Linked DNA regions of Mus musculus: all the other regions are linked to region 2. A link is a loop called in an ENCODE intact Hi-C map of the cell type or tissue named here. Cell type or tissue: heart. All regions are shown on one strand. Links, peaks and the distances in the headings refer to the core of each region. The heading gives the core; the rest is flanking DNA.

What was found. Peaks named below come from ENCODE experiments on the same cell type or tissue, not always from the same donor. Only the 100,000 strongest peaks of a DNase experiment are listed, where the experiment ranks them.
Region 1: it touches region 2 in a loop (9-fold over the local background); 29 of 42 quality-filtered maps call a loop at or near these places.
Region 3: a loop joins it to region 2, with 5 times the contacts of the local background. A loop is called at or near these places in 2 of 42 quality-filtered maps.

What each region holds. Positions count from the first base shown.
Region 1 is chr4:101,141,272-101,149,691 of GRCm38, forward strand. The region is part of intron 11 of Raver2 (ribonucleoprotein, PTB-binding 2); the gene reads left to right. Among named protein-coding and RNA genes, the nearest start is that of Gm24468, 41 kb to the right of the region's middle. In heart, for the core only: CTCF peaks have their summits at 5,036 (motif pointing left) and 6,186 (motif pointing right); a DNase peak (open chromatin) is centred at 5,030.
Region 2 is chr4:100,993,176-101,001,595 of GRCm38, forward strand. It overlaps Cachd1 (cache domain containing 1), which reads left to right. Exons shown (of 27, transcript NM_198037.1): 25 at 860-937; 26 at 1,560-1,661. Among named protein-coding and RNA genes, the nearest start is that of Raver2, 72 kb to the right of the region's middle. In heart, for the core only: a CTCF peak has its summit at 5,125 (motif pointing right); no DNase peak of the experiment used is centred there; H3K27ac peaks cover 1,395 bases.
Region 3 is chr4:101,994,353-102,002,772 of GRCm38, forward strand. No RefSeq gene overlaps it. Among named protein-coding and RNA genes, the nearest start is that of Gm12789, 12 kb to the left of the region's middle. In heart, for the core only: CTCF peaks have their summits at 4,380 (motif pointing left) and 4,580; no DNase peak of the experiment used is centred there; H3K27me3 peaks cover 407 bases.

The sequences.
Region 1 (8,420 bases), core at 171-8,170, 150 kb after region 2:
ACACTGGCCACAGGGCAGTCTGATCCAGTCAGCTCTGTTGAGGTTCCTTCTTCCTAGGTAACTGAGGTTGTGTCAAGTTGACAATAAAAACTACCCAGCACACAGTGTAAGCATTTATCACCATCATCACCACCGTCACTGAGGGATTGAGCCAAAAGCTCAATTGTGCGTGTTAGGCAAGCATTCGAGCTACTCTTGAACTATATCCCAACTCAGTTCTTAATCATTTTTTTAAAAATAGCACTGGGATTGCCCTTAGGATCTTGCATGTTAGACAGTGTGAACATTCCATCTTACTACCATGCTGGTGAGTTTTAAACTGTCCCTTCATGGTGTAGGTGGAAGAGCCGATGGCGTAATTAACTCTCCCTGTCTCTATGGTTTGTCAATGATTTCTCAGACTGCAGGGTCCATGTCGCTGCAGTAGTAGCTCCTGGAAACTCTGTTTAGGTTCTTGGGCATAAGGATTGTGACAGACGGTTGTGTCAGATAGTAGATGGCATGATTTCACTTTGAAGTAAAGTTATCCATTTAAGGGTTTGCTACTTGGTGTTTCTAATGAATATGAAGTTATTGTTATTAAATCCCTGATAAAATCTGGAGTGCATTTGAAAAAAGCAGCTGCTGTTTGAAAGCGTTGGGGAATACTTCAGCAAACGCTGAAGGGTGTCAGGTCCTGACAAGGGGAATTCCCCTGGGGGACAGTCATGTTTCTGAGGCTCTTTGCTTGACTCAATGCAAATCTGCACTTCTGGTGACCTGAGTCACAGAGGAAGCCTAAGGGCTGTGAAGCTGTAAAGTCCTGGAACAGAGGGAAGCACATGGGTAGGAGCCCCGGAGCCATCGTGAAACTCCAGCCTAACCTAGTTGGCTGAGCACTGAACCGCTGCTGTCAGGGAGATGTCAGAGCCAAAGCTTGATGGTCGGTGAAGTCCAGCGCAGAGGCGACACTTGGATTTTGAACTTTCTCAACCTGTGGGTCACAAGCCCTTTGGGCAACAGACAACCCTTTCATAGGGGTTCCCTAAGACCACCAGAAAACATAGATGTTTATATTACCAGTAGCAAAATTACACTTATGAATTAGCTACACACACAAAAAAAAATTGACGGTTGAGGTCAGCACAACATGAGGAACTGCACTAAAGGGTTGCAGCATTGGGATGGCTAAGAACCACTGAGTTAGAACAAACTGTCCTCAACAGAGGAAGATAATGGAGTCCGTACTTTTTCCATTTCTCGTTCTCAGCATCCAGTAATTCACAATTAACTATGAAGTTGGGGGTGAAGGGTTGGCTCAGCAGTTAAGGGTATTGGCTGCTCTTCCAGCAGACCTGGGTTTGATTCTCAGAACCCACATGGCAGCTCTCATAACCGTCTGTTAACTCCAGTGCCTGGGGCCCTTTTCTGGCCTCCATGGGCTCCAGGCACACATGTGGTGCACAGACATACATGTAGGTAAAATAACCTACAGATATAAAACATTTCATGAGGGAGATGGAGCCGCAATGACCAGGTGTTGGTATCAGTAAACAATGACATTAAAACATAAATGGCAAATAACATGATGACATCATGGACACATAGGGGGTCTCAGAGAGTTACACACTATAAAAGAATTTAATAATTCTAGAACTGACAGGAGTTGTTTAGCGCTCTCGCTCTCTCTCTTTTTGATTGGTTTGTTGGTTTGTTCAAGACAGGGTTTCTCTGTGTAGCCCTGGCTGTCTTGGAACTCACTCTGTAGACCAGGGTGGCTTCAAATTCAGACCTGCCTCGCTCTGCCTCTTGAGTGCTGGAAGTAAAGGCATTCGCCACTGCCTAGCAGTTGTTTTGTGATATTAAAGATTACATTAGATGGGAACAGCACAGGACTGGAAAGACAGGAAGGAAAGATTCACCACTAGAAAAGCAGCAGGCAGAGGAGAGAGTGGAAACCAGTGAGCAGGCTCTTCAGAGCCCCGGGAGCAGACCAAGCAGCTAGAAGTGCATATCAGTGGAGGAGATGCGGTTAATGGAGTATAAAATGTTTGAAAAACGAACGATCAAAATTTTCTTCAAAAAACACAGATCTCATGAGCAGAGTCCCCTCTCGTAAATCAGGAACTCACGATCGTGTACAGGAGTCAGACTTACAGAGAGATGATCTAGACAGTAACGGGGTAACAACAATGCGTATTGTCTCAGAGACTGCAGCCTTGGCACCAGTGTCATCTGGGGTTGAATAATTGCTGGGCCTTCCCTGGACATCACATGGTGTCTAGCAGCCTCTCCAGCAGCGAGAGCCACTGTCAGGACTGATAAAATGTGCAGATGACAACTGTTTCCCCCCTTTGAGTTCATAGGGAACCAGTACAGAGCATCGTTGACACTGTAATGCATGCAGATAGTTATCTTACAGCCCTAATGCCAGGGCCAGAATGGAGCAAGTGAAATAGGGATTTGAAGGTTTCTGCATTGTGCATGAATGTGCATCGCAATCTATAGGGTAGCCATTAACAGATAACAGCAGTTCACACAGCCAGGAGAACTGACTTTTCACAAGTTCAAAAGAAGCTACTGAACAGTAACAAAAGAGAGGGGTTTGTAGATTCATTTCCAGTCACCACATCATTTCATTTAAATGATCTTCAGTTTTCAACAACAACAGAAAAATCAATAGAACAGAAAGAGAGAGAGAGAGAGAGAGAGAGAGAGAGGGAGAGAGAGAGAGAGAGGAATCAGACAAGTCAGGAAATGTGGTGGTTTGAATAGCAGTGACCCTCATCGACTCATAGATTTGAATGCGTGGTCATTAGGGAGTGGCAGTACTTGACAATGATTAGGAGGTGTGGTCTTTTGGAGTAGGTGTGGCTTTGGGTTTCAATTGTTGAAGACAGGCCTCTTGTCTCTCTTCCTGCTGCCTGCCAAGCCAGATGTAGATCTCTCGGCACCATCTCTGCCATGTTGTTCCTCAGCACCGTCTCTGCCATGCTTCCTGCCATGATGACAAGGAACTAAACCTCTGACACTGTAAGCCAGCCCCAGTTAAATGTTTTCCTTTATAAAAGTTCCCATGGTCATGATGTCAACAATAGAACATTGACTAAGACACCGTGCACAGGGGAAGCAGGTAATACAAAATGCTCATAAGGTCTCCTGGGTGTTGGACTTAGGAGACGACGGTATAAAGAATTAAAGTGAGTCATATGTAAAGAACGACCTTGGGCAGTGTGGGAGCTGGGCCACACCAAGCAGGCTGTCAACATAATAAAAACTTCATTAAGGGACTGCAGCAGATGTCAGCAGGGATAAGAGTGACAAGCATGGAATGTAGGTCATATGAGATGACCCACACCAAGAAACTGGAAGGAAAAAGAGTCACAGCTATATGGGCAAAGGCATGGTGAACTGTCAGTAAAAGTTAGCATTCCTCAAACTAAGAGTTTGACTTGTAGATATGTGCTAAGAGAATTTGAATGTATCTACATACCAGTTTATACACTAATGTTTACGGTAAATTATCTCTAACAGCCAAAATGGAAAGGCCCAGTTGTCTACAAGTTAGCAAGCAAATGAGCAGCATGATGAACCACAAAAGCATGCTAAGTGAAGTAAGCCAAAGAGGCCACATGTATGATTCTGTTTATGTGCAGTGTTCAGAATAAGTAAATCTGTAGGGAAAGTCAGATGACTGCTCTGGGAGTGCAGAGGAAGAGTCAGCGGCTGTCGCTGGCAGTGCGGGGATACTCTGGGGTCAGACGGAGAGTCAGCGGCTGTCACTGGCAGTGCGGGGATACTCTGGGGTCAGACTGAGTCTTCCAGCTCTGTACATAGAAACAAACACTGGACTAACGATATGTTCAGTGTTTACTTGTTACTTATATGCATATGTGTTTGTGTCAGAGTATGTGCATGTAAGCAGGTGCCTGCAGAGGCAGGGAGGGTGAACCAGATTCTCTTGGAGCCGACCAGTGTGGGGCTAGGAGCGGACCTTACATTCTCTGTAAGAGCAGTATACACGCTTTTAACTGTTGAGCCATCCTGCCAGCCCTGGAGTGTGGTAGTTTAGAAACAAACCTTAGTTATCCTAAATAGAGGAAGCATATTTACTTAGTGTTCCTGAAGTTCCAAAGTGCGTACCGTAACCACGTTAACCCGGCGTGTTCCAATCTAGAGCTCCTTAGAAGCCAGTTTTAAGTGGCTACCTCCCCTCGTCCCTGGCTGTAGTTACTCAACACTGAGATGCAACTGATTTTAAGTAGCTACCTCCCCACGTCCCTGGCTATAGTTACTGTACTCAACACTGAGATGCAGCTGATTTTAAGTAGTTACCTCCCCACATCCCTGGCTATAGTTACTGTACTCAACACTGAGATGCAGCTGATTTTTCCCAAAATTACATGTCCTAGATATTTGAAGTGGACGATGAAAAATGAAGCCAGAAACAAATGGAGTTATTTTAAAGTCTAATAGCATTATTAGCTGAAAGATCTTTTTAATTTGGATAGCTATAGACAGTTTGATATTTCAGAGTCTGAGGTAAAGATGAACAGGTCTGTCTGCATCAGATGGGTGTTATACGTCCATGTTACAGGAGCCCATGAGCCAGCTTATTAAATATTTAATGCCCGAGTATAGCCTCTAACTACAATCTGACAAAACAATAGAATATTCCTTCCTGCCCCCTTTTATTGAAGTAGAAAAAGTACCTTTTCAGCATGGCGTAATCATTAGTTTCAGTAATATGAAGGATAATTTAGGAATCCCTTCACCGTTTTCCCTGACCATTAAACTGAGATTTGGGTTTTTCTTTCCACACTTGGCTTGGGGCAGCCGCCTGGCTCACTGGCAGGAGTCCTTTGCACTGCCAAGCCATAGTCTTGTGTTTCCCTGGTTACATGGATCTTTCCTGCTGGGAAGCTGGCCGTCCAACCCAGGGAATCGGCTACAGAATGTGTGATGAGTTAGGGTGGCCGCAAACCCAAAAATGAACTAAAAAGCAATGAAGCGTCTCGGTCTCTCCTTAGAGAGCCTAATGCTGCCATCTAGTGGGCAAACAGTGCAAGAGCACATCATGTTATGTGACACAGGACATTCCTTTGTACCATTAAATGAACTTAAGGTGTCTAACTTACACAGTTGTGGCCACTGAGACTTTCCGGGTGGTTTTCATTTTTGAAAAATGTGACACAGTGACTTGCCAGGTGAGTTTTGGGGGCAAATGTGAGTCTTATAGATACACAGTTGTCGGTGTCATACAGTCCCACAAGTAGGAACAGCCAGTGCAGAGATGCATGAGACAAACTTGGTACCTTGTTAAAGGAACAAAGGGAGGGAGAGCGCCCAGCAGGAGAGGCTGGGGCAAGATGGAAATGGAGAAGTCTCAGTGGGTGGGGACAGGGCAGACAGGTAGGACCTTGTTAGGTCCTTTGTGTACTTAGGATTTTATTCTAAGCTATGACTAAAGAACATAGGAAGGCCAGAACATAGGTTTAGGACCTGGAAAAATGGAATTGTCACTGGCTGAGATGGGTAGGAACGCGGGTAGAATGGGTTTTGGGGGGCTGGGAGGAGATTTAGTTTGCCTGGCTGGTCCCGTATGATGTTCATTGCTGATTGGCCATCTATCTCAGGAATCTGGATGTCAGGGAGAATGTTGTCACAAATTATGTGGGAGGTTGAGATGCCAAGGGTTGAGGGCCAGGAGTCCAGTAGTCATTGTCAACTCTCTGGATTTCTCATCTTCTTGGTGAGATAGCTGACTAGCTAAGAGTGAAGATGCCGGGCTCCCCCGCGGGAGGCTAGAGGGGAGTGGAAATTGTTGACATCATAACTACAGCACTCAGGAAGCCGCCTCCTCACATCGTGGTTCCAAAGATCAGAGCCCAGGAAGAATCATGATAGGCGGTTTCACCTCATCCTGAGGAGAATCCTGCTGAAGATGAATGTTTTCTGGAAAGGGCCCATCCTGGGGGGCGGGGGAGCGACGGCTCTTGGATGAGGCCTAGTGAAGTGTTGTGAAAGCAACCTGACGGGATGTTCTTGTGCTGGTGCAATTTCACCAAATCAGCAGGTTATACTTTGTGTGTGTGTGTGTGTGTGTGTGTGTCTGTCTGTCTGTCTGTGAGAGAGAGACAGAGACACACAGAGAGAGACTGCTTGTCAGTGTTTATACTGCATGGCTGCAGGTGACTATGGAGCCCAGCAGAGGGAGTCTAACTCTTGAATCTGGACATTGAGAAGGTGATGAGCTCCCTAGTGTGGTTGCTGGAACCTGAACCTGGTCCTCTGCAAGAGCAGCAAGTGTTTTCTTACCATGAAACCATCTCTCCAGCCCACAACTTTTAAATTGTTTTGTTTTGTTGAGACATGATCTTACCGTGTACCTTGGCTGGCCATAAATTCAGACATCCCTCTGCCTCTGCCTTCTAAAAGCTGGGATCCTTAACAGTGCTGGGACTTGAAGGTATCTGCCACCACACTCTGCTAGTAGCATGTTACATTCTAAATTCCCTGCTGTCCTGGGACAGCGTTTTGAACTTTAAATGTGCTACGGTGCAGAAAGTACCTGGGTGTGCTGCATCTGCAGGGCGAGCTACTGGCTCCCAAAGCTGCAGCTGGGTAGCATCACAGGGCTAGGGTGAGCTTTGTTTCAAGTGCATTTGAAATTTTTTAAAATGCTTATTTTGTGCACAGGGATGGAAGGGCACACGTCATGGCCTGCTTGTGGAGGTCAGAGGACTGTGTGGCCCCCAGAGGTAGAGCCCAGGACATGACTCTTGTTGCCAAGTGCCTTTCCTACCGACTCCTCTCCAGTAACTGAGGAAAGCCCTCAGATAGGAGTTTGGAGAGAGCCAAGTGCACGTTTTCATTCATTCATTCATTCATTCATTCATTCATTCATTGAAGCCTAGGGCCCAAGACCTGAAGGTGAAGGGTATGAAGGAAGAGACGCCGCATGCTGTGACAGACAAGAGGAAGTTGATCTGTGTGCTTTTTTTCTCTTTGTGGCAATTTTTAAATGTTTCTTACTCATTTTTAGTTACGAGTTTGTTTTTCTCAGACTACTGTGCTTGCTTCAAAACCTCCAACTACCGTTGTTCCCCACTCACTAATCCTTACAAAGCTAGCCGTCTTTGATGTACTAAGTCAGAATTATCCTTCTCCGCTGCTGTATGAGCCACAAGGGCATTTTTCATTTCTCATTCTTAACTAATGTTTTTCTCTGACATTCAGGCTCACCTCTTCGGTCTCTGTTGGCTGGCTCTGGATGATATAGAGCCATTTGAATAACAACATCCAGTGTCTGCCTGGTTTGGGAGAATAAAGACGATCTAGAAGGCTCTTGCTTTAAGGATGAACGTGGTCACCATGCAGCACGGAGAGAGGGAGGCATAGGGGAGCTCTGCCCACTGTGAGAGGTGTTTGCATCTTGCTCCTTGTGGCAGTTTGAATATGCTTGGCCAAGGGAGTGGCACTACTAGGAGGAGTGGCCTTGCTGGAGGAAGTGTGTTACTGTGAGGTGGGCATTGAGTCCCTCCTAGCCACGTAGGGGACAGTCTTCTCCTGTCTGCCTTGGATGAAGACGTAGAACTCTCAACTCCAGAAGTCCCAGGTCTGCCTGGAGGCTGCCATGTACCTTGATGCTAATGGACTGAAGCTCTGAACCTATTAAGCCAGCCCCAACTCAATGCTGTCCTTTATAAGAGCCACCTTGGTCATGGTGTCTGTCCACAGAAGTAAACCCTAAGCCACCCCTCATGTTTGGGAAAATCTCACTTGCAGAACGAGCTGCAGGTTAGCGGTTTTAGTGGCTAAGGTGGAGCCACCAGTATCTTTCCAATTGCTGGGAGATGCTGGGCTCAGCAGTGGGCGTGAGCCGGGGAAAAGCTGCCTACATTGTCAACCTAAGACTACTTTCATCTGTGTTCCTCCCTGCCCCCACCTCCACAGTTTCCAAGCAAATGCTATGCAGTTGTTCAACTTTGTGAATAATCCCTTAGGGCGATGCTTCTCACCCTTCCTATTGCTGTGACTTCCTAATACAGTTCCTCAGGTTCTGGCGACCCGCGACCATAAAACTTTGTTACTACTTCCTATGATTTTGCTACTGATATGAACTGTAATATAAATATCTGATATACAGGATATCTGACCCAGGCTGAGGACCACTGCCTTGGACTCACTTAAGAGGATTGAGGGAGAGAGGCAGCGTAGCTGTTTAGTGGTGGGTCTGTCATTCTGCCTCTTTTTTTTTTTTTCTCTCTCCAAATGAAACCCAATGCAATGGCTATGCCACTGAGCAACCCATGGGCTCTCATGTCTCTTCTTGACAGGATGATGGGAGGACAAATGCAACCTATGACGCAACCTTTTTAAGGGTTTAAAGACACCGAATGTGAGAACTCTCCAGTGTTAGAAAGCTGACCTCCCTCCCC
Region 2 (8,420 bases), core at 294-8,293:
AGAGACCTCCAGATCATTATGAGCAAGAATTTGAATCTATCCAATGGCCTTCCTGTACATTAGAATAATCAGATCTTTCCAAACAGAATAAATCATCGAAGCAAACTATAAAAAGAGTTGGCCTATATTCGTGACCTTGTTGCCATCTGAGTCTGCCATCTGTACTCAAAGCCATTCCCACCCTTCCCGAAGTCCCCAGAGATATGTCAGCCTGCCCTTTGTGAAACTCACAGTTTTCCTGTCCACTTAGCTCAGCTTGTAGGACTAGTGACAAGTTGGTGTTAGGTGTTGCTATGACGACAGACCTGACACAGCATAGCCACAGAGAAAGGTATACCTACCTGAGAATCGGCTAGACTCAGGGTGGCCGCATCCAGTGTGGCCTTGCACCTGTATGCAGCTCTGGAGCCTTTTCACGGCTCAGCCAGTAACGCTTCAGACCCACTTCTTCTGCTTAAGCACTTGATAGAAGATTAACAATGAGCTGGCCTCCACCCGTTTCTTCTTTCTCCAGAACACTATTCTAGATGCTCTTCCCTTATTCTCTTGTTCTTCCTTTGTCTCTGCCCACCCATGTATCAGACAGAGGCATCTGTTCATTCTCTTGCAAGCTCATTATTTTATTTTATTTTATTTTATTTTATTTTATTTTATTTTATTTTATTTTATTTGAGGGGCTGGAGATAGAACCCAGCACACTTGAGGAGAGCTTTCTACCACTCTCCTCCATCCTCTGCCCTGAACTCATTCTTGACGGAATGCTGTCACCTAGCCATCAAACCATCACTCAGCAGGGTATTAAAGCCCATGGTTTTGTTTGATTAAATAGTCATGTTTCTCTCTTTCTAATGATGGACAGAAATGTCAGTGCGTATGTCCAACCTGGAGAATGACAGAGATGAAAGAGACGATGACAGTCATGAAGACAGAGGCATCAGTGAGTATCTGCCACCCCCTGCCTCGTGTGTCAGCGGGAGGCTAATCCAAAATAAATATTCTTTCTTATGTCCTTTTGGCTTGTATTAAAATTTCAGAAGCTTTGACATGGTAGATTTTTTTTTCCTCCCCTTTTCACTAGGAATAGGTGTGGGTCTCTGCTTTGTTTCAGAATATCTCTTTTTTTTGGGATGTTATCTTTTACACTTTCTTTGACCTAAAGCCTCTCGCCCCATGACTTTTCCAACATGTTGTTTTAGAAAGAGAACTTTCTAGAAAAAATTTTTTTAGTCCCCTAATTAGTGTACACATCTCAGAGTAATGGAAAAGTGCTTTCTTTCTTAAAAGAGACTTCTGTTGATGTTGAACTCCCATGGCCTTTCGCTGCCTAGACGTTAGCCTGCTGGTGCCTGGAGATAAGCAGCTGACCGCCCCTCCCTGCATCAGCCCTAAGCCAGCTTCCCCCACCCCCATCCTTAGGATTCTTTTAAAAATTATTTATTCTAACTTCTGAAAGACTGACCCTTCCAACACGTGAGTGAGTGGGCATGCTCAGAGCAAGGGGGTTGAACAATGAAGGCACTGGCACAGGAATGACATTAATTGTCCGTGACGTCCTACAGTCAGCAACACCCGGTTCATAGCTGCAGTCATGGAGCGACACGTACACAGTCCAGAAAGGAGGCGACGCTACTGGGGCCGCTCGGGAACTGAAAGTGATCATGGTAAGATCTGGTGTCCGGCATTCGAGCTCCCAGAGGCCTGGGCTATGCTGTGGGAGGCGGGCACAGACTGACTCTCTCTTTCTCCTGTTCTGTTCGTAAGCTAATTTATTTTGACATAGTTTCCCCAAAGGATACACCCAAGCATGACATGGTTTGAGAAAAGTGTCAAGCTAAAGGGCCCTGACCACACAGATTGCTTTCAAGTTTTTCTCCATCGAGAAGGTGGGGGCTGGTGAGATGGCTCAGTGGGTAGAGATTCTTGCAGCCATGCCTGATGACCTGAGTTCAATCCATGGAATCCACATGACAGAAGGAAAGAGCTGATTCCCCCAAGTTACCTCTGACTGCCCCACACCACAGTGTACAGGCACACATACACAAATAAGTGTAAATTTTTTTCTTCTCTATATAGCCTTAGCTGTCCTGGAATTCACTTTGTAGGCCAGGCTGGCCTTGAATTCATCGAGACCTTTTTGACACTTATTTCATATCTGTAACCAAATACCAGGTGAAAAAAACTTCAGGGAGGAATTATTCCTTTGGCTCAAGGTTAAGAGGTTCAGTTTGGTTGCTAAGCAACCATATTATGGCTTAGGCCTGTATCTTAAGTAAAACACCATAGTGGCAGGGGCAGTCTTAGAAGACAGCTGTGACCATCCTACCCAGGGTGGATGGAGTCGGGGGCATACACCAGAAAAATAGTCAAGGTAATATAAATCAGGAGCAATCACCAATGACCCACTTCCTTCATCCAGGTCTCATCTCCCAGAGTTCCCAGAACTTTCCAAAATAATGTTTCTAACGGGGTGTATATGTGTGTCTGTCACTAAAGGTGTGGTCCCTTAGGTCCCAGGACCTCCTGTTGCTGGTGGACCAGTGTCAGCATCATACTCTTGGGTCATAGACAAATCTAGGCTGTCTTCTAGCATTGCCCATCCCCATCTCTGGCCATGTCTTCCAGGCTCAAAAGCTTTGATTAAGAACAACCATTTGCACTGACCCATGTCATGGGAAGTCCCACGTCCTCTCCCAAACATCAGCCACCGTGCAGGGCTTCTCACGTTCTTGGTGTCTTGTTGCTTATTGTGTCTGGGACAGCAGGTGTGTCAGGTCTGAGCCTCGCTGCCACTATCAACCAAAAACAGAACCCAAGAAAAGAATGCTTTATTGTTAAAACTACCTAAGTCTTTGAATATGCTTAGATAATTACTTTAACCTTTTTTTTTTTAAATCTTGGCTTTTCCCACACCTATCCTGAAAAGAAGAAAAAAAAGTCTTCAAACACTGTATCTCTATTTGTATGCAAAAAGCACAGAAGATGACATCCCTCCAAGCAACCAATAGTCCCCTGACACCACCTCAGGGATGCAATCTTCCCTTGGAGGATGTGAGATGCTGCAGCCCAGCCTGGTAAATCAGAGGCTGTGTATTGAGCTTTGAATGACATTGTTCCCGCTGACTAAATAGAACCTTCGGGTTTCTATGGAGAACAGAGGCAGAACTTAAATTTTTCAGTTTCTTGGCTTCCTGCCTCCCCTATCCCCCCCACCCCACCCCCAACAAAAGAATCCTTTGAACCTGCTTAAGTTCTTCTGCTAGGTCATTCTGTGCCTTCTCTTTTGAATACTAAAGCAGGTTCCAGGGCTACTAAAGTTCAGCAGAAATAATTTCTTATTCAGCAGAAACACCAGCTCTCAGCTCTCCCTCTCCCGTGGCATCCATACCAAATTAGGATCTGGAGTAACGATGTGTTTCCCAGTTCCTTCCACTGTCTTGGTGATATAGCATGAAGCAGCAGCTTAGGTAAAGTGCCCCGTGAAGTATGAGTACCTGAGCCAGTGAGGCAGCAAAGGACTCACAGTCGCTCATCTCCCACTAATTGGATTTCTATTATCCCCAAGGAATAAAAAAAATAGTTTCTCATGCAGACAGAATACACCACCAAAGGAAGTGCAGAGTGTTGATGGCGCCCAGATCCAAAATACATCATTAAATCAATGGAGCCTAACGGTAGGCTGTCGTATCCCTGAACCTATACAGCATGACACCAAAAGTGACCCATCACGTGGATGGCCCTGCCATGCCAGCAGGATAAAATCTACGTGCACATTAAGGGAGAAAATAGAATTGATTGTTTTGTCAACATGGTTTTGAGTGGTGGTCCTGTGTGTCATTCCTGTACTGGGCGTGTCCTGTGCACTGGACAATGTGGGGCTGGGGGACACCCTCGAGGCAAGGATGAGTTCACTTTAGAGTCTATCACCTCTTGTTGAGACTCTAGCGAGCTACTTTAGTCCTTAGTTTCCTGATTCTTAAAAGTAGAATGGCCAGCTGTGGTAATACACATCTAATCCCAGAACTCTAGATGCGGGGACAGGCAGATCCTGTTATGTGGAGGCTAACCTGATCTACTCCTCAGCAAGTTCCAGGCCAGCCAGGGCTACACAGGGACACTCTGTCTCGAAAATAAATACATACATAAATAACAGGAATAAAATTTCTACCTGGTAAAGTCCTTGAAGATTAAAGGGCATGGGACGGTGGGAGCAGGGGGGGGGGGGTTGCACCTGTGCTCTCTCCTCCCTGCTAATACTCTAGGGGAACCCAGAAATGACGCGCAGATGTGTTCATAGATCCATACATGGGGGAAGGAGAGAGACTCCTGGAGTGAACAAAGGAGAAAGGGAAAGTAGTTCATGATCCAAGGAAGGGCTGGAGCTCAGGAGAAAGCAGTGCCAGGCTTCTACGTTATGCTGAGTGTGCGTGCGTGCATGTGTGTGTGTGTGCACACACGCATGCGTATGCTAGAGTGCTAAACACCTAGGCCCCTGGTAAGCTGCATAGTGATGATGTTCCTAGAATGAAAATTTCGATTGCTTGGAAACTTGTTAGAGATAGTTCGTGAGGACATGTTTTAAAGCATAAGGTTTTATACCTTTGGTGCTGGGAATGAAAACTAGGATCTGGTGCATGCTAGGCAAATACTCTTGTGTTGCGAATACCCCAACCCCACTTTCATCAATATCCCAAGACAACTTAAAAGTGTTTGTTCTTGTCGGCAGCATATGAGCCTTTCAAGTTGAGCTACTTACTAAACAGCTTTGTAACCGTGTGTCTGTCTGCTTTGTCTCATATTTCTCTTGAAAACAGCAAGTTCTGTCTGGTATCTGCTGGATTATTTTTAAGTTGAAAAAAGCAGCCAGCATGTGTTTATTTGCCCCTTGTGAGTTTATATTGCTGTTACTTCCTCATTAGAAACTTCACAGCCGAGTTTAGACAGATAATTTTTCCTTGAGTGTGTATGCGCGTGCATGTGTGTATGTGTGTGTGTGTGCAATCGCTAGGCAACCTTTTCTTTTTGAAAATGGGATTTCTCCCTCATCCTTGAATGATGAACAAAAACCTAGTCAAAAGCAGACATATTTTGGAACTATTCTCCTGAAGTTACTGCCTGTGGCCACTAGATGGCGAGTGAGTCCCTGAAGGAACCTTGGGTTTTCCCAAGTAACAGTGTCTCAGGAAGTGGAACATAAACACATAAGCAGAATGCTAAACTACAGAAGCCAAGTTTGGTCTTCTATTCCTCATGGGTGCCTGGCCTCATTCCTAAAGTGTGGATCTTACTTGAGGCTATCTCCATAGATGCTTTTCTACATATGCCTTTGCAATTGCTGCCAGAGGTCCTTTGTGTTCAGATAACATTTTTTTCCGTGATCCCTCGCAGTTCTCAGTACACAGCACAACTGCCTGGCATCGAGTAAATGGTTATTTGTTGGATGAGAAAATGTGTCTGTGGGCTGAGGAGAAGGCTCTGTAGTTTGCAAAGCGCTTGCTGCACAAGGAGTGAGGACCTGAGTTTCCACAGAACCCACACAGAGCCAGGCACAAAAGCCCCATCTATAAGCCCAGAGTTCTTTCCCATCGTGAAATGGGAGGTGGAGATGGGAGAATCCCCAGGAGCCTGTGGGAGGGCTAGACTGGTGTATACAGCAGCAAATGAGACCCTGCCTCTAGCAAAGGAGGAGGTAAGGACCAACACTAGAGATTGTCCTTCGACCTCCACACGTGCACACCCATACTCACACGACTACCACATACACCCACAAAAGCAGGCTTAAAGAGAAAGAAAAGGGCATGCATTGTTTTACCTGCTGCTCTGCCACTGGCTGTGCCCTGGGGATTCCCATTCATGTAATTAAATACTCGGAAAGTGTGGAGTGAATGAGTCATGTCGGTGCACACTTCTCATCACTTGCAGATGCTGGGAGAAGCCACCTCAGAGAGGGAAACGTATTTTTGGCTCACAGTTTAACGGGTCTCAGTCTATGCTTAGCTAGCCATGCATGCTATTTCTGGGCCCCGGCCAAGCAAACAGTGATGGCCTCATGGTGGGTGAGGTATATCTTTCCAGGGCGAGCCTCCAGGTGCATACTTCCTCTAACTGGACCCCACCACCTACTTCCGACCTGCTCCCACTAATGCTGCATGGTTTGAATGTATCAAGGGATCAGTCCACAGATGAGGTTGGAGCCATCTTGGTTGAGCCCCTTCCCAAAGCACAATAAACAATATCCAAGCCCCCAACACAACAGCCTCTGGGGAAATCTCAAATCCAAACACAATGAGGCAAATAGTTATAGAAAATCTCTGGACTAAAAACTATTGAATAGGAAAAAAAATGGATTTCCAAATCTTCCTAATTATATGAGACTAGTGTTTGGCATGCTAGGGAAAGCGACGGGGAAGAGAAGACACATTGATGTCATGACTTGGGGAGTTATAGTGTGCGAAGGCTTGCTTGTTTTTTAGAGTTTGGGGGACTGATCCTAAAGCCTTGTATATGCCAAGCAAGTGGTTTCCCACTGAGGTATCTTCCTGGCCCTTTTTAACTTTATTTTGAGACAGAATCTAAGTTGCTCAAGTTGGCCTTGAAGTTGCTCTGTAGCCCAGACCAGCCTTGAGCCTGTATCTTCCTGCCTCAGTTTCTAAGATGCCTTTAACAGATCTGTACCTGCGGACCTGGCTGGTTTTGCTGTGAACTATCTCCTTTGTGTGAGGCACTGTGTTCCATGCTAGGAGTGCAGAGGCAGCAAATAAGAAATATTGGCTAGCCAGGCAAAGCAGTGACCATCTTTAACCCCAGCACATGAAGCACAGCAGGAGGATTTTGGGCTATTTAGTGAGTTCCAGGCTAGCCTGGGTTATGTAGCAAGACCATATCTCCAAAAATAATAAACCAAAACAATGGGGCAATCTGTCAACAAAGAACCTGTTTTCAGTATAATATGGTAGTCACAGAATGCCATGCAGAGAGACAAAGGAACACCAAACCCAGGTGGCTCGCAAGACCTGAGGCAGGTCGGGGGGTGGGCATGGAAGACTTAGTGGAGAAGACCTAAGGCACAGAGAAGCATGAAGCATAGCAGTAGGATCTGAGAAGGTAGGAACTTACACTGGGTGTGCTAAATAAATGATCAGTCCCTTACTGTGGCACTTGGAAGTGACCAGAGATGAGATCCACCTGGGTGGCATCTAGGCAAACAGCTTAAATGCTTTGCTAATTGACACCTTCCTTGATATGCAAACGACAGTGTGGTTTGGACCTATGTCTAGCATCTTTCAGAGTCTGGCCTCCCATCTCACAATGTAGTCTTAGCCCTGCCCTCTATCGCTTAAACGTGGATAAAAGTGTCACTGTTTCCTCTAGAAACTTGGACCATCTACAGGGATGTCAAGCCCTCTAACCCCTTTACCTGGTTGGTCCATTTGGCCCCCAAGCTCTGCTTCTTCCCAGGAACAATCTCTTGATGTTAGGTGCTTCTCCACCTTTAAGCGTTCTTACTGTCCACCATGGACTGGAGGTCTGGGATGCAGCCTCCAATTCTCTGAGTACCTGGCTTCTGCTCAGATTGTGGTGACAAGTGTCAATACACCCCCAGTACCTGCCACTAAGTGCTGGTGGTTTCAGCTATCATTTTCAGCCTAGCCTCAGCCCTCCTACCCAGCAGCCTTGCCTGCTTTCCCCAGGCCCAGCTTTTCACCATTTCCCCAAGGTAGCCAATCCTTTTTAAGGCCGTGGTTCTCAACCTTCCTAAGGCTGCAACCCTTTAATACAGTTCCTCATGTCGTGGTGACCCCCAACCCTAAAATTATTGTATTGCTACTTCATAACTGTAATGTTGCTACTGTTGTGAATCATAATGTAAATATCTGATAGGAGACCCCCAAATGTCCCTCTAAAGGGTGTGTGTGTGTGTGTGTGTGTGTGTGTGTGTGTGTGTGTGTGTGTACACCAGGCTCTCAGCATCAAGATGGTCCCAAACAAGTCATGCTTTGGTGACACTAGGGGATCCCCAGGTCTCCTCTGCCATCATACTGACTCGAGTTATAGCCAGTCGCCTTACCGTATAACACCCATACCTGGTTGCCTAGCAACCTCTATAATCGGCCCTGTCCCACTTTCCCATATCCTTCAGTGGGCTGTGCAGTGGCTTCCTTTGTCTCTTGTTTGCCCTTTCATCCATCCTCCAAACTGCCAGTAGGTCTCTCTGACCACAGGTTATTCATGGCTGGCCATTTATAGGGAGATCGTGTACCTATTGTCTATGCCAGCATACACATCGTGCAATAACTCTAATTTATCTGTCCACCTCTCACATCCCTGCAGTCCAGCTACTGTCTAACACACGTCCAAGGCATGCAGTAGAGGAATCATTTCACAGTTCCTTGCTTCTGGGGCTGGCCTCTGTCTCCTTCCTT
Region 3 (8,420 bases), core at 329-8,328, 1.0 Mb after region 2:
TGTTACAGAAGCCTTCTATGCCTCTCATTCTCAACTGAGAATCTGCAGTCATTGATACCATCACAAAAGTAGCTTCCTTGTTCTCTGTAGTAAGTAACAGCTCAGATCATGGGTTTCCACATGGTTTCTGGCTACAGCATTGGCCATGAACATCAACATGGCTTCAGATGGCAGCACAGACCATGGATATCCTTGTGATCTCTGGTGATAACATAGGCCATGGACAGCAAGACAATCCCCAGCCACAACAGGGCCACAAATACCAACATGGACCAGAGACATCAACATGGCCAGGACAGCCAGCCCAGGTCACATGCATGAACAAGACCTCAGGCTGCAGCACAGAGCACCGGTATCCACATGGCCTTCACCAGTAACATGGTCCATCGATTCGGCCTTGGTTGATAGCATGGACAGCAGCCTTTCTTTTTTCTTTTCTTTTTTTCTTTTTTTTCTTTTTTTTTTTTAGGGTTTCTCTGTATAGCCCTGGCTGTCCTGGAACTCACTTTGTAGACCAGGCTGGCCTCGAACTCAGAAATCTGCCTGCCTCTGCCTCCCAAGTGCTGGGATTAAAGGCATGCGCCACCACGCCTGGCCGACAGCAGCCTTTCTAACCGCATAAAATATTGATTGAACTTGAATTCTAGTGTTCTCAATTTTCTTCCAGTTTTCCTTGTCATCCATATAATTTCTAGTGAATTTTTTTTTAATATTGCAAAACCTATGTTTTGTTTGTTTTCTGAGGCAGTGTTTCTCTGTGTAGCCCTGGCTGTCCTGGAACTAACTCCTTAAACAAGGCTGGGCTTGAACTCTGCCTCTGGAGTGCTGTATTAAAAGTGTGTGCCAGCCGGGCACCGTGGCACATGCCTTTAATCCCAGCACTTGGGAGGCAGAAGCAGGTGGATTTCTGGGTTCAAGGCCAGCCTGGTCTACAGAGTGATTTCCAGGACAGCCAGGGCTACACAGAGAAACCCTGTCTCAAACAAACAGATTGTGTGTGCCACCACCATCTAGCTCCAAAACTTAATTATAGTGAACTATGACAATAATATTTTAGGTTCTATAGCTGATAATGCCAATATTTTAGCATCTAGGTCATCAATATCTATAGTCACTTTTGCTAACTCTTAACTCACAATGGCTTGTTCTGTCTTTAAAATGATTCTGGACTCATGTTTGCTGTTTGAGTGAGATTTTAGAAATTTTAAAATGTCTGAGTTGAATATATTGTCCCTCACAATGGACTTTTTTTTTTTTTTTAAAGATTTACTTATTTTATATGAGTACATGGTAGCTGTCTTCAGACTCTTCAGGTGAGGGCATCAGATCTCATCACAGATGTTGTGAGCCACCATGTGGTTGCTGGAAATTGAACTCAGGAGCTCCGGAAGAGCAGTCAGTGCTCTTAACCACTGAGCCATCCCTCTAGCCCACTACAGTGGACTTTTATATTTTAAGCTCTCCTATCTGGGTTAAAACTAATCTAGAACTTTAATTTCTTGGCATGGTTTTCCCTTTTTCCCTGGGGAAAAAAAACACAAAACAAAACAAATTGAATTGCAGTCTTGTATTCTTACAGGGAGACTCATAAGGATAACACTTGTGCCTATCCAGTGATATGGGAGGGGGACAGACTTCTGTCCTGGCTCTCTTTATCAGAAGGTTCTGGCTTGAAGAACTATCTCAGGGCTAATTATTTTTGTTTCTTCCTTCCTCCTTTGGGAAATGTGTCTGAATTCTTTTGTAAATCATTAAATTGTGCAGTTTATGGACAAGAGCCTAGGCTCAAAGCTTGTTTTCTCTTCAGTTCACAGGAGTTATCAATGCATCCCCACCCATCTGGCCATCTACTTCTGATCTAGCCTAGATCTAGAGTTGGAAGTCTATCTGATACCTAAGGAGATCAAAGGATGGATGATTTCTGGATGTCTGTCCCACCAGCTGCCTCTATTGCAGTTTTATATCTGAATCTGCAAGCCCTTTACTGGTGTCCCCACAGTCCAGTGGCCAAAGAGAAATCTCATGATTGAGTTTATTTACAGCATTCCTCTTACAGAGCCTGGGTTTTTTGGCCCCACATTGCCCATGATCATGGACACAACCCAGATGTTGCCATCACTAAACCTCTGTAAACAATTATCTGTTACCCCTTTCTTAGGGCATAAGTAGAAAGAAGTGTAGCCTTGGTACTGGGGGCTCAATTATTTTGGGGCTCAATAAGGTCCCTCATACCACCTACACATGCGGAGTGTTCACATGTCTTGTACTTTAAAACATCAGATAAGGGATGATTTATACCAAACAAATGATGGCACTGAGCAGAAAGCCAAAAGGAAATTAAGTCTTAGTGAAGTGGGTAAGAGTTTCAGGGGAGCAGGCTAGTCCTTTGGAACTGGGAGGTGTTTGATCTACTCTGAAGGGTACCCGAAGAAAAAAGTCCCCAGGGCAACTGACCCATTAGAGTCCTCATGACAAATTGACTGCTTTAGTTTCCAAAATTCCTCTTTCAGAAATATGTGTCCAGCGTTGTCTGGAACCAGATTCTCTGCCTGCACACTCTGCTCAGAAAGATTGTGTGGGAAGCCACTCTCAGAAGAGAGCACAGCTGGGTTCAGTAGCTTACTCGGATCAAGTGGCCAAGAGTGATGGAAAGCAAGGGAAGCCGCTGAGGTGTGGCTGCTTTGGGAAGCAGAACACTAGAAGAGGGAAAAATTCAAAGCATCAAAGTGTTGAAAAATTGCTTTTAGAGTACTGTCAGCAGACAGCAGAGGCAGGAGACTCAGGGCAGCCCTAATGTCATGAGAAATGTTCATATGTAAAGCTAGAAAAATGACAGTTCTGTAACAGATGTAGAAGTAGGTTTTGAGAAAGCCCTTATAAACATGCAATATTTTAAATGCCAATAAATCACAATCAAGAGTTTGAGAATCAAATCCAGTTGAAGACAAGCATCTTGAAGGAAAACCATATGAAGGGACTCTACAAAATGAAATCTGTTGCCATTGTCTGGTATATTTTCAGGAGTTTGGTTAAAGCTGAAATTTAGATTTGTGTGTAGCATGGCTTGAACTTGAAGCCTTCAGTTTGGAAGGACAGGTTCATCTTGGTCAGGATAGTGTATGCTTATGCTGTTTGCGTCATTATTGAAAGCACTTCATTAGCATTCTGGAGCAACTTGTTAGTGTTGGAATGTGACTTAGGAAATAGCAAGATAGGTGGGTACTAACCAGCTCTTACCAGGAAATGAAGAGAAAAAGAGTCCAGACACTCCCTCCTGGCTCTCCTGTTACCATCAAGGACATTTTTGACACCTTAATGGTGATGTTTGAAAGCCTAAATGGGAGCCGGGCGTGGTGGTGCACGCCTTTAATCCCAGCACTCCGGAGGCAGAGGCAGGCAGATTTCTGAGTTCTGATTTCTGAGGCCAGCCTGGTCTACAAAGTGAGTTCCAGGACAGCCAGGGCTATACAGAGAAACCCTGTCTCCAAAAACAAACAAACAAACAAACAAACAAACAAACAAAACAAAAAAGAAAGAAAGCCTAAATGGAAAGTCTAACTATTTATTCGTGGGAGAGAAATTTTGAAAAGATTAAATAAAAAAACTTATATCCAGTTGGAACTGTAGAAGGCATGAGACCCACATTCTCATGGATAAGCATTAGATAAGCCAGAAATGTTAAAATGCAGGTAGAAGGGTGTGCCACCACGCCCGGCACTTAGCTTGATTTTTAAATCAGGCAGAGCCAGCAGCCTAGGTGGGGTGGGGTGGGGCTACCCACAGTGGACTGGACTATCCCACATCCATCATCATATTTGATGCCCTATAGACCAATCTGATGGTGACTGTTCTTCAATCCAGGTTTCTTCCCCTTGGATGACTCTAGCTTGTGTCAAGTGGCTACAAACCAACCAGTTCTCTCAGAACGTTTCTCATCTTGGGCTTTAGTGTTGTAAGAAAGGGATTGGATGATAGAAGAGAACAGAGAGGTTATGGCTCCAGATTTCCAGGGAACTAGAAAACACACATGAGATTGTCAGTTACACTATGCCTCCCCAAATTACAAAGATGGGCGTACAGAGAGCGGAATATGCGCTTACCAAGGCTACAGCCCCGCAGTTCCGCACTGGAAAGGTGGGTTGTTTTCCTTTCCTATTATGGCTACTGAGGACGTTTGCTCTCTGCCACAGGTAGCACAGCATTTCTGTAGCTTGCAAGAAGATTGAAATTCAGAACCTTAAGTGTGGTTTGCTAGATGGTATTGTTTTCACACCGTTAAGAGAAGAAAATGGTAAGGAGACACAGTCAACTGGGTTCCTCTAATGTTACTACTGTACCAGGACGCCGTGGTCCTAATTATGTGTTGGGCTCTGCTGCCACCTGCTGGTCATCTAGGAAAATAGACGAAAGCTTCCCGTATGTGATGAATACCTGACCCCCTGAATTTCAATCTTCTTCCAAGCTACAGTTGAGTAGGAACAGAAAAAGTGGACTACGTTTCGAACAGCAAGAACCCAAGCAGGTGAGGTGCAGAGGGCCTGTGGTTTATTCGGGGGACTTGGCCAGATTAGCATAGGAGGTCAAGGATAGATCATCTTATGTTTTCTGTGTGATTACTGGGGAAAAGCATAAGGTAAAGAAACAGAGCCTCCTGATTAATTGATAGTTTCTATTTATATTATGGATAATCCACTTACAACATTCAAGAGAAGGAGGAGTTTGATTCCTAGGGGGCATAAAGAGGGTGATTCTCTGCTTTTATTTATTTTTTCTTCTCTTCCTATAATGCATTTGGGTTTGATCATATGCATGCCCAATTACTCAGAGGCATAAGAGAGCCAATAGAGAGTCTTCTTGAAATTTTATTTGAGACACACATTTGAAGGATTGTGCATATACCCCAAACTGTTCAGGCATTTCTCTTCCATAAGGAAGGTATGATTGAATAAAATCTGTCTACATCTGATGATTGTCATGGCGGGGTGGGGGGGGAGGATGGAGAAACTTATCCTAATGTTCAGAGAGAGGTATATATGTAGCTGGATGCAAATGGGGCCTGAGGTTATTGGATGCATTGTTCCAGAGAGGGGTGTTATGTGTAAGTAAAAAAGCTGGGCTTCCACTTGCGTTATCAGAAGGCGATTTCATAAACCAAACCAAGAAGAGTCCCACATTATTAAACCATTCCCTATGCGTGCCTGCCTCAGTCCTCCTTGTTAATCATCCTTGAAAATTTCTGTAGGGTTGTGGGTTCCTCATCTGCTTCACCACAGGCCAGGGCTGCTTGGGGAGGTGGAACTCAGGGAGTTAGACTGTGCTTATCCCACACTGCCCTAGGCACCACTCTGGGGTGGGAAAGCACAGTCTGAGGTGTGAGAAAGACAGAACTGGTTCCAGGGTCCCTGGGCCTAAGCTGAAGTCGGGCTGTGGGGGACTCAGACTCTTGGACACCCAGGCACAGCTGGAAGTCGTGGAAGAGCAAAGAATGCAGTGGGTCTAGCCCAGGGTGGGTGTGTGTGGGTGCAGGGGAGGGGGAGCAGGGAGCTAGTCCCACGGGGGGGGGAGAGAGAGAGAGAGAGAGAGAGAGAGAGAGAGAGAGAGAGAGAGAGAGAGAGAGAGAGAGAGTTGGTGGCTTGAAAGCTACAGGCTTGGTGGAGGTTGTAGCTGGGAGTGAGAGCCTTTCTATGGGAGACAAGACAGTGTCTCTTTAGGTAAAGGCCTTCTTTGTGGTCTCCCACTGCTCCCCACTGCAGATCATAATGAAAAGAGGCAGTTCCATGTTCTGAATCATTTCTTGCCGTAGTGGAAAGTGGATGCATAAAACCATGCCCCGCTTCTCAGGGTGGGCCTGGGATTAAATACCTTTTGCAGGGAGGAATGTCTGGGAAGGAAAGCTTATTGGCTATGCCCTCCGGAACTCTAGCTACTTCATTAGCATGGAGACCTCTGTCTTGAGCCTATGTGACCTGTGTCTCTTTTATGTGAGAAGCATGGCATGTGTCCCAAGTCTGCCAGGGAGCTGGGAGTCACCTAAGCCTCAGGTGCGTGCCCACCGAGTCTCCGGGTCTCGACCTGCTCTCCCTTACCAAACTTCCTGGCATGGTTTTATCTCCTACAATTTTCTTTTTCCCATGTAGCTATTGAACTCAGGAGTAGTTTTGATCAACTGCTAGCAAAACAGAGGAGGGACATGTATAGTTACAATGCTTTCAAGTAAAAATTCTGTAAAGTAGGATTGTCCCAAAGGCCATACAGCTACAGCCTGTAAACAAGAGGACTCCGTGAAGCCTCTAAGTGTCGTTGATACCCTGGCTCCTGTAAAGGCAATGCTTATGTACTTGCTGTGGGACATGTGTTCTTTGAGTTGTTTGCCTACCTTGCCTTCATTTTCTGTTTGTTCACGATTTACTGTGAAATGCAAGCATCAAAGTTTTACAAGCAGGGACTTTCACTGTTACTATAAGATCTCCCATTTCTTTATTTGTCAAGTAATAAGGATTGGTCTTCTAAGCTCACTGATGCCTCAATTTTGCAGGCAGTTGGAGCATTGACACCCTAAATCCCTCAAGAGTGGAGTGAAAAATGGGGAAACCCAAAGTACCTGCCGGTAGTTTCTGAATGTTCCCTGGGCATACCCACTCCCACTCTCTTGTCCTCAGTCATAGTTATTTTCTGTAGCTGTGACAAAACACTGTGGCTAAGACAAATTATAAACAAAATCATTTATGGGCTTTAGGTTTCAGAGGGTTAGAGTTCATGACGGTGGAACAAAACATGGCAGCAGGACCTGCTGAGAGCTCACTTCCTGATTCACAAGCAAGAGGAAGACCAAGAAAGACACTGGGGAGAGTGGAGGCTTTTGAAATCTTAGCTCCTCACCAGGTAGACCTTGCAGTCTCTTGATAGTGCAGGCCTTGGCTGGCATCTTGTCCTTCCATAGTAATCTGCACACAGCTTTGAGATCTCTAATCCCAACATTAGCTGAAACCAATTCATAGGTGTTCAGTCCTGGAAACCCCATCTCTTTCTGCTTGGCTGCCCCTTTCTGGGAGTTCTGCTGATGTCCCATCATGTCCATGCTGAAGGTTATTCTCTGGATTGTTACAGTGGTCTTGTTCTCCTCTTCCAATCTTCAAAGGTTCACACAACCAGTCCCTTATAAAATTTAAAAAAAAAAGAAAAAACAAAACAACAACAACAAAAACAAAACAAAACAAAAAAAAACCTTCCTCTTTAAGCAATCTAAAATGTTCTTTTCCCTAGATCAGACCCTGACTATGGTCATGACTATTTTTCCCTAGATCATGGTTTTGACTATTGGTGTTTAAGGCAGGGTGGGCAAGTCCTTGGTGGTATTAAATGAGAAAAAGGTTCTGGTTGAATCTTACCTTAATTTCATCATTTGATACCAGGTGACTCTGCTAACAACCTTTTCTTTCATTATGCATTGCCATTTGCCTATGAAGTGTCCCTTCTTTCCTACTGCCTCCTAAAGGCTCATGTATTGGAGGCTTGGTTACCAACTGGTAGCACTATTAAGAAGGTGATTGGCTAGAAGTGAGCGTTTCATTAATGGTTTGAGCCACTGATTGGTTTCTGCTGAATTGGGATACCAAGAGATGAATCCTGGGGCTGGTGAGATGGCTCAGTGGGTAAGAGCACCCAACTGCTCTTCCGAAGGTCTGAAGTTCAAATCTCAGCAACCACATGGTGGCTCACAGCCACCCGTAATGAGATCTGATGCCCTCTTCTGGTGCGTCTGAAGACAGCTACAGTGTACTTACATATAATCAATCAATCAATCAATCAATCAATCTTTTAAAAAAAGAGAGATAAATCCTGGCTGGAGTTCAGAAGCAGGTCATTGGGGGCATGCTTCTCTTCTTGTCTAATCTCTCTCTGCTTCCTGGTGTACTGTCTCACCATAGGCTCAGAAACAGGGAACCAAATAACCATGAACTGTAGACTCCAGGCAACAAGAGAAGAGAGGAGAAGGGCTGATCTACCACTGCTATTGACTTCATTGGGGAATCTGCTCTGTCCTCACACCCCTAAGTCTTTGGGTCAGAGGTTCTTGTTCTTAGAGGAGACAGAGTGCCTCTTCTTGGTGTCCCCATGGCCTTTTCTGAGATAGAAGCTGGCACTGCTGCCTGGTCTCTTTGTGCTTTCCAGGCATGTGGACTATGAAATGTTTGGAAAGCTCCTACACAACGAGGAAATGAAATGTATTTATACTCACACAATCTATTCGAACTTGTGGGTGAGGAGTCCACAAGCTTTCTCTTAAAGGGCCAGGTTGTGAGTGTTTTCTGTTTTCTAGGCAATATGGTCTCTGTCACAACTGTTCATGTCAGCTTTTCTGAGTGCTGTGAAAACAGGGTAGACAATATATAAGTAAAGAAATGTGGCTGTGTTCCAAA